Regions from separate parts of the Homo sapiens genome. Here region 2 is linked to region 1. A link is a loop called in an ENCODE intact Hi-C map of the cell type or tissue named here. Cell type or tissue: Caco-2. All regions are shown on one strand. Region 1 overlaps EDC3 (enhancer of mRNA decapping 3). Region 2 holds the start of CYP1A1 (cytochrome P450 family 1 subfamily A member 1).

Region 1 (4,000 bases):
ACACGTGCCATGGTGGTTTGCTGCACCCAACAACCCGTCATCTACATTAGGTATTTCTCCTAATGCTATCCCTCCCCCACACCCTGACAGGCCCCGGTGTGTGATGTTCCCCTCCCTGTGTCCATGTGTTCTCATTGTTCAACTACCACTTAAGAGTGGAGTCAGATGTATTGAATGCAATGAAGGGAAGTAAGCAGCGTGCTGACACCTGACAGATGAGGAGCCCGCTGTGTAGGGGTAGCATTGGAAGAGAGAATAGAGCCCCAGAAGAGAGAATAAAGTGTTGGGATGGAGAAAGCATGTGAAGCGAACTGTCTCTTGAGGCCAGAAGGAACTTGGAGAATTTAGGAACCAGAAGGTGGCCAAGGGGTCTGGGGTACATGTTGGGTACCAGGTAAAGGTAGTGAGGTAGACAGGCCAGATCACAGCAGGTCTTGTGGGTCATAATAAAGAGTATCGTGAATGTGTAGTTAGGTTTCTTATAACAAATCCTTCCTTCAGAGAACACTTGACACTAAATTGCATTACTACCAGTTTGTGGTAGCTTTAGTGTAGATCTCCAGGGACTCTGTACATTGCTGGTCAGGGGGTATAAATTTACCAGTGGATTTATATCCCTAAAGGAACCAGTGTGACATCAGCACTCAGTTTTGTTGACTGCCACAGAAGAGAATCAGAAGTCATAGTCCTGGAGAAATCCCATGCCTGTAAATGAGCTGTGCTCCTTATTGATAAGACTTGGGACACATGCAGCCTTTCCAATTAAAGGGCCAATCAGTGAGAGGATTGAGTTAGATCTGAGATAACACTTTGTTGTGGGATCTTTGTTACACAACAGAAAGACTGGGCAGGTCTGAAGGAGAGAGGAACCTTGGACATGGTACTACTGAAGGGTGTCTGTGTCAGGGGGAGTGGGGACGCATATATGTGTCCATAAGGGAGGGAAAGGCCTGAAATGCTGTGTGCTGGAATGAGCAGTGCCAAAGTGATGACCTGACAAGGGGCAGACTGCAGCCGGCACGGGCACTGCTGGACCACTGCGTCCCATGGTCCGAAGAGACAGCCTCAGCCTCATGCAGTGGAAATCAGGTGTGCAAGGAGGAGTTTTCTTTCCTGGCCTGTACTGAGTGTACTTGTTGTCTTCCTTGATACCCTAAGGTCAATCAGATCCTAAGAAGTTCTCTGCTTGTCACGATCTGGTTATAATTATCTCTCCCTTTCTTGTTTCACCAGCAGCTGTAAAATACATATTAATGCTCAAAGAAACCCTACCAACTGATTTTACTGCCTTGATTCCCGAACAATAAAGATCTACCTTCCAACTCAAACATAATTAGACTTGGCCCATGTTCAGGCTTTGGCAGTGGCAGTGTTGTTGTTTGCAATTTACACGCTATGTTCTTGGTTCCTTTCCTTTGGAATTTATTTTATTCCCTTGGTCTGTTTCTGATAAGCCAGTCCAACTTGTTGGACTTACGTGTATAAATGTTTAAAAGGAACATTTTGTGGTGTTTGTACGTTCCTTTCAGAGGAACAGTCAGAGTAGAGTTCTAGACCCCATAACTGCCAGACTCTGAGCAGAAAGGCTCTTGGCTTTGTCTTTCTCTAGGCTGCAAAAATATGCTGATTCACCAACAGTGCCCCTTCCCCCAACAAAGATCAGTGAGGAGGTGGTAAGAGACTCACAGCTTCCAGCAGCAGCATCTAGCCAGCCGGTGGGGGGTGATGTCTCCTCTCCTGTACCATTAAGTTTTGTACTCTTAAGGACTGTGAGGGCACAGCTAGCAGAAAATGCTTCTGCCTGCTCCCAGAGAGCCCTCAGAATGAGGGGGCAGGGGAGGGGCTGCCTGCCTGTACACGTAGCACAAGAGCCAGACCTAGAAAGAATGCTTGATTTGTGGAGTAGCAGGCCCAAGACTCACTGCCCTGACCCATTTCAAATCTAACAGAAAGAGTCCTGATAAATAGGTGAAGAAATGCATAGACGAGTGAAAGCTCTGCCTTGCGTGACTCTGCAGGTAAAGAGGGTGTTTGAAGTAGTCAGGTGCATGACTTGTCTGACAGGTTTGAGTTGTTCGTGGCTTAGGACTTTTGAAAATTGTTCAGCCTAATTAGTTCTGATAATATGTGCGTGTCTGAAGCAGGCCATAAAAATGGCTGTTTTAATCAGCTGTTGACATGCAAGGTCAGTCTGCAGCCTCCAGCACTGGCACCTGAGATACCAATGACTGACATTTCAGAAAGAGGTGGGAGGAGAGACTCAGTGCTCCTAATGGCACTGTTTGTTGCCTCTCCCCAGCCCAGGAATAGGACTTGGGCAGGTAGAGGGGCTCAGTTAGCCAACAGGATAGTGTTAGTGTTTATTTGATACGTTAGACCTTTTTTATCATCATCATTACATGACATTGTTATTCTGCCTTCCCTGAGAGGATACAGACCTGGGTCCTATAGTTTCAGTCTTTGTGCTTGGTTTCCTGTTGTTAAAACATGAAGCTATAGCCTCATTCTCTGTGGCTTTAGGAATATGCAGGTAGGACTGGACCTGATAGATAACCTCAAGAGATTTCTCCCGACAGGACCAGTGAAGAAAACAGATTTTTCTAGACAAGGCTCTGGAACAATGGAAGGAGATAAATGTACTGAAAACTTTTATTAACTTTTATTCCCTAACTCTTCTACCTTAGAGTTAGGCCAGACCAGAAATGGCACTAGGTTTGCATCATTTATATGTCTGAGGACCTGATAAGAACTCAACTCCGTTGATAAGTGTAGCTGGAACAAGTTGAGAAGGCGAAGGCTGAAGAAGTAAAAGATTAATTTCCTTACCTCAGGCAGTTGACAGTCCAGTATAATTGAGGACACAGGATCTAAAAAGGTACCTGATCTAGCTGGACAAAGTGAGTGACGTGCAGTCCCACAGTGGCTTGCTGATTGGAATCTGCGTTGGTTGGTCCACTGGCCGGTGAAGCCAAGTGGGGCTCTTTGGGAAAGGGTCTGCTGGTTAGCCCAGTGGCTTTGGCATTTGTAAGATGGCATTGGCTTCTTGGAGGGAGCAATACCTTGGTTGTCAAGGTAAGAGCTGTCCATTGCAGATCCAAATTTTTGGGTTTGCTGTTTCTTTCCTGGTATGTTGACACTGGTGCATATAATAATACTATAGACTTCTTCACATACACCAGCTGCTGTAGATGTTGGCTTTGAGCCTTGAAAAACCAAGTATTTTCCACAGTGTACTTTCAGTGACTAATTCTCCCCAACTTTTATAAAAGTTACCCTTTTTTAAAGCCAGCCATAGCTTACTTAACTTGTACTGCTTCCCTGTTTCGTGAGTACTGGGTTACACCCAACTCAGATGGGGAGAAAATGATAAATTATTTGAGAAAACAACTTTGCTAGCTAAGTTTCTTAATCAAAAAGGAAGGGGTAAATAGAAGAGAGAAGGAAGAGGAAGAGGGAAGCAGATGGAACAAGTCCTCCTGCCCTACAGTTGAGGAGAACAGCAGGGACCAGAGGGCCATTAGGGTTAGCTAGTGTCTGTTCCACTTCTCAGGAAGGACAAGGGGCCTGCTTGTGAGGAAGCCCCGCTGCCCAAGATGGCATTTCCCCCACTTTGGGAAAATCATGTTCTCTTCTCATGTGCCTGATAGGTTGCTGTTACAGGCTGTGTGCTGGTCTCGATAGCACTAAATATATCCTGGTAGATTTGGCCTTTGTGGTCTAAAGCTAAATTGCTAAGGGAGCTTAAGTTTGTCCCCACTCTGTGGTGACCTGGAACAAGTTGTTACTTGGTTCACCAGTCACTACTTGAGCTCTGCAGAGCTGCAGAGCGTGCCTTAGTCCCGGAAGATGAAGAGGATGGGCCAGGGGTGATCCATGGTAAAATGTTGGCATTTGCAGAATCTTGGATAGAGTATACCCGGTTTGGACTTGGTTTCTGTAGTCACTTTCCCTTTCTCTTCTCCTTTTGAACTGCAGACTCTGGCCTGGTTGTCCCAAGTAT
Region 2 (4,000 bases), 83 kb before region 1:
GGACAGATGCCAAAGCAGATGCCAAGCAGAGAAATGTGCCTCCTATTCTTAGCACAGTAGCCCGAGTGACCTTGCTTCTCTTACACCCCAGCCATGTCTCTATCTCGCACAGAGGAAGTCTCATGTCTCTCAATGGGGTGCTCCCTGCACATGCGGCAGGGCGCTGTGCCTCATGGGCATCCCATCCCCCTGGACTACATGCCAGGAGAACTCCCCAGTCACATGACCTCTGCACATCCCTGGTACTGCTCGGTCCTTCAAGAACCACTGTGGTGGGGGGTGGCGGGAGGCTTTGATTTTGCTTATTCCCTCTGCCAGTTGCAGTCTTTTATTTGAGATGGAGTCTCGCTCTGTCACCCAGGCTGGAGTGCAGTGGCGTGATCTCAGCTCACTGCAACATCTGCCTCCCAGGTTCAAGCAATTCTCCTGCCTGACTCCACTCCCCCCAAACCCCCCTCACCGCCCCAGTATCTGGGATTACAGGTGAGCAACACCATGCCCGGCTAATTTTTGTATTTTTGATAGAGATGGGGTTTTGCCATATTGGCCAGGCTGGTCTTGAACTCCTGACCTCAGGCGATCCTCCCGACTCGGCCTTCCAAAGTCCTGGGATTACAGGCGTGAGCCACCGCACCTGCCCAGGTACACTTTTTATCCAGATATCTATGCACATTGATTCTTGACTCCACACTCCTGCCTCTCTCCGCAAGGCCTTCCCTGACCCCCTTGTTTTGAATTGCAATCTGCCCTCACATAATCCGTACGCCTTTTCTGTTTAATTTTTTTCAACCGCACTTTTTACCCTCTCACATTCTCTAGATTTGGGGCATATTACTTGTCTCCTTCCATCAGAATGTAAACTCCACGAGATTAGGAGTGCTGTCAGCTGTGTTCCCTTCTCTGTCAATCGCCAGCGCCTCCGAACAGCTCCTGGCACATAGTAGTTGCTTGGTAAATATTTGTGCAATGCACGAGGCCGCATATGACCGGAATGGGAGGTGAGGGGATTATTTTCTGGCCTGGACCAGCGACGGATGGTGGTGCCACCGGGTTGGGGAGCACGTCGGGGATGGCGCGTAACGATGTTAGCTGGGGCCAGGTTGAGCTAGGCACGCAAATACAACTTTTTTTTTCCTGGAAACCCTGTAACAGGAAGGTTCCGGAGGGCGGGACAGCGTCGGAGGCAGGCAGCTAGGCCATGCCAAATGGCACTGGGGCTTCGTGTCGTGCCACAGGCGTGGACCGAAAATGCGGACACATGCAGGCTGCCTCTCCTCGCAGGCAGAAGCCACACGCAGACCTAGACCCTTTGCACCGCATCCCCTTATTCAATCGCGCACCCGCCACCCTTCGACAGTTCCTCTCCCTCCACCCCAACCCCACGCCGCGCGCGAGGCTGGCCCTTTAAGAGCCCCGCCCCGACTCCCTCCCCCCTCGCGTGACTGCGAGCCCCCGCGCCGGGCCGGGGAATGGGTCGGCTGGGTGGCTGCGCGGGCCTCCGGTCCTTCTCACGCAACGCCTGGGCACCGCGCCTCCGGGCCAGGTGGGGCGGGGACGGGCCGCCTGACCTCTGCCCCCTAGAGGGATGTCGCCGGCGCACGCAAGCTAGCCGGGGGTAGGGTGGGGGCTCCGCGCCAGGTGCCCCCTCCGTGGTCCCTGGGCCCGAGTCTTTCCGTGGCCCCCCGCCGCCGGATTTCTGTGCTCTGCCAATCAAAGCACTAGCCACCCCGGGAGCCAAGAGGGACCCTCAAGGGCCGGTGGGTCCTGGCTGGAGGGACCGCGCGTTGCAATCAGCACTAAGGCGATCCTAGAGGCTGCGAGGAGCCGCTAGTGAGCGCTCAGCGAGCCTGCCCCTTCGCCATCCATTCCGATCCTTCAATCAAGAGGCGCGAACCTCAGCTAGTCGCCCGGGCTCTGGGGGACAGGTCCAGCCCCGCGGCGCCTCTGGCCTTCCGGCCCCCGTGACCTCAGGGCTGGGGTCGCAGCGCTTCTCACGCGAGCCGGGACTCAGTAACCCCGGGAAGGAGGTCACCACGGGGCAGCCCCGCCCCCGCCTGCCGAGTCCTGGTAGGCTGTAGCGCTGGGGAGGCATCTGCACGCCCAGCGTTCCAGTGGGTGCAAAAATGACGAAGAGGAGTCCCCGCGCCCCAGGATGGAGCTTCCCGTACCCTCTCTTCGGGCTGTCCTGGGACTTCTCCCTCAAGCCCCCTCCTCGGCTGGGTTCTGCACTGCCCTTGGGACGCCTTGGAATTGGGACTTCCAGGTGTTCCCAGCCCTCACCCCTCTATGTACAGGCACCGAGATGTGTCCCATAGTGGGTTCTTGCCCACCCGACCCCCCACCCCCGCCGCCCTCCGCCACCTTTCTCTCCAATCCCAGAGAGACCAGCCCGGTTCAGGCTGCTTCTCCCTCCATCTCAGCTCGCTCCAGGGAAGGAGGCGTGGCCACACGTACAAGCCCGCCTATAAAGGTGGCAGTGCCTTCACCCTCACCCTGAAGGTGACAGTTCCTTGGAACCTTCCCTGATCCTTGTGATCCCAGGCTCCAAGAGTCCACCCTTCCCAGCTCAGCTCAGTACCTCAGGTGAGTTGCTGGGGGACTTCTGGCTTGCCCTTTCTCTCCCAATAAAAGGAACATTTTGGTGCCTCCAGGACTTCTTAGGTAGCTACCTGTCTAGCACCTCCAAAAAGGGAGGCTCAGAGTGTTTTTAGTGACCAGGCAGTCTAGCCCCCTAGTGGGGAAACTGAGGCCAGGGGAAGAGGAGGACTTGCCCATGGTCCCACAGCTGGTACCAGACCTCTAGATACAGATGGCATCTCATTCAGGACTTCAGGACCCAGGCTCCAGCTCCATCCCCTAGTGAGTGTCTCCCTGCCTACCCTGGGGCTTCCCCATCAAGGCCACCTGGCAGGCTGGAATATGTGCAGCCCCTCCCTCAGGCTTTCTGATGACAGGGGCTTCTCCTTGGGTGGACAGGGTGGATGGAGGGGGTGGGCTGGGTTCTTACCAGCTGTACCCTGCCCTAGCCTAAGAAGCTACCCCTGGCAGATTTTACCCTCCTAAGGGTGGCTTGTCAGTGCTGAGATGTCCTAGACAGCTGGGACAATAGAGGCAGATCTGTGCAGGAGTCCCAGGCCTTTCCTATCTCATTGACCATCTTCTTTGTCCTTTGCTGGGAGACAATCAGGGTGACAGATTGCCAACTGCAGGGAGCTGGAAATACCAGTCCCTAAAAACTCACCAGTCACATCTCCCTTGGCCTCCTACCATCTTACAAAGGCTGCAGGTCCTTGGGATACCCACTGTGCAGAAGGGGACACCATAGCACACCAAAGCCTGGCACTGTCCCCTGTTGACTCAGGGATCTAGTGTGCTTTGATATTTAGCCCCTCCAGGAAGCCTCCCTCCACTATAATACTTGTGGTAGGAACCATCCATCTCCCTGTCTTGTGAGGTTCTCCTGTGGGGAGCCTAACTGGTAAGACTGTCAGGTTCCCCACAGCAGATCTGGGTTTTCTCTTCCCTCTGGATCCAGCTGGGTACTCTGAACTGAGAGATCTTGTCTTACCCTCTCTCAGATGTTGAAATTGGACCCCAGAAAAGTAAAATGTGCAGTCCAAGATCACTTTGACTAGAATGTTGGGTCTACTGACCTCTAGTCCAGGGTAACAGGCAGAGATGCCTGATATGTTGGAGAGAGTGGTTTATGAATTTAAACACCCTTTTTAGGTCAAGCTTACAGAGAAAGTATTGCCTCAGTTTCCTTTCAGTTTAGATCCATTCCTGATTTCCCTGATTCCAGTCTGGGGTTTTCTTACAGCCTAGTGGGAACCTTCCATTTATTCTCTGCTCTCTGGTAACCTGCAAAAGGGGGAGGTCCAAACTGTTCATTCATTGAGAATTGAGCCAAAAAAAAACCCTGGCCTGGATTTCTCTGACTAAAGAGCTCAATCTAGCTGGTCTCCAGCTGCCTTTAAACTGTGGATCAGTTGAACTCAGA

Evidence for each region. A loop is a pair of places that touch in the nucleus more often than their neighbours do. Peaks named below come from ENCODE experiments on the same cell type or tissue, not always from the same donor. Only the 100,000 strongest peaks of a DNase experiment are listed, where the experiment ranks them.
Region 2: a loop joins it to region 1, with 6 times the contacts of the local background. A loop is called at or near these places in 2 of 110 quality-filtered maps.

What each region holds. Positions count from the first base shown.
Region 1 is chr15:74,640,595-74,644,594 of GRCh38, reverse strand. It overlaps EDC3 (enhancer of mRNA decapping 3), which reads left to right. Exons shown (of 7, transcript NM_025083.5): 5 at 3,976-4,000. Among named protein-coding and RNA genes, the nearest start is that of CLK3, 27 kb to the right of the region's middle. In Caco-2, no CTCF peak of the experiment used is centred here; DNase peaks (open chromatin) are centred at 1,754 and 2,104.
Region 2 is chr15:74,724,024-74,728,023 of GRCh38, reverse strand. CYP1A1 (cytochrome P450 family 1 subfamily A member 1) reads left to right here and starts at 2,496. Exons shown (of 7, transcript NM_001319217.2): 1 at 2,496-2,583. RefSeq lists enhancers at 1,430-1,453, 1,502-1,516, 1,591-1,613, 752-1,951, 1,984-2,007, silencers at 1,500-1,659, 1,659-1,768, 1,840-1,919, 1,764-1,939, 1,659-1,939, a cis regulatory region at 659-2,033 and a promoter at 884-2,788. In Caco-2, no CTCF peak of the experiment used is centred here; DNase peaks (open chromatin) are centred at 1,013, 1,503, 1,973 and 2,443; H3K4me3 peaks cover 2,217 bases.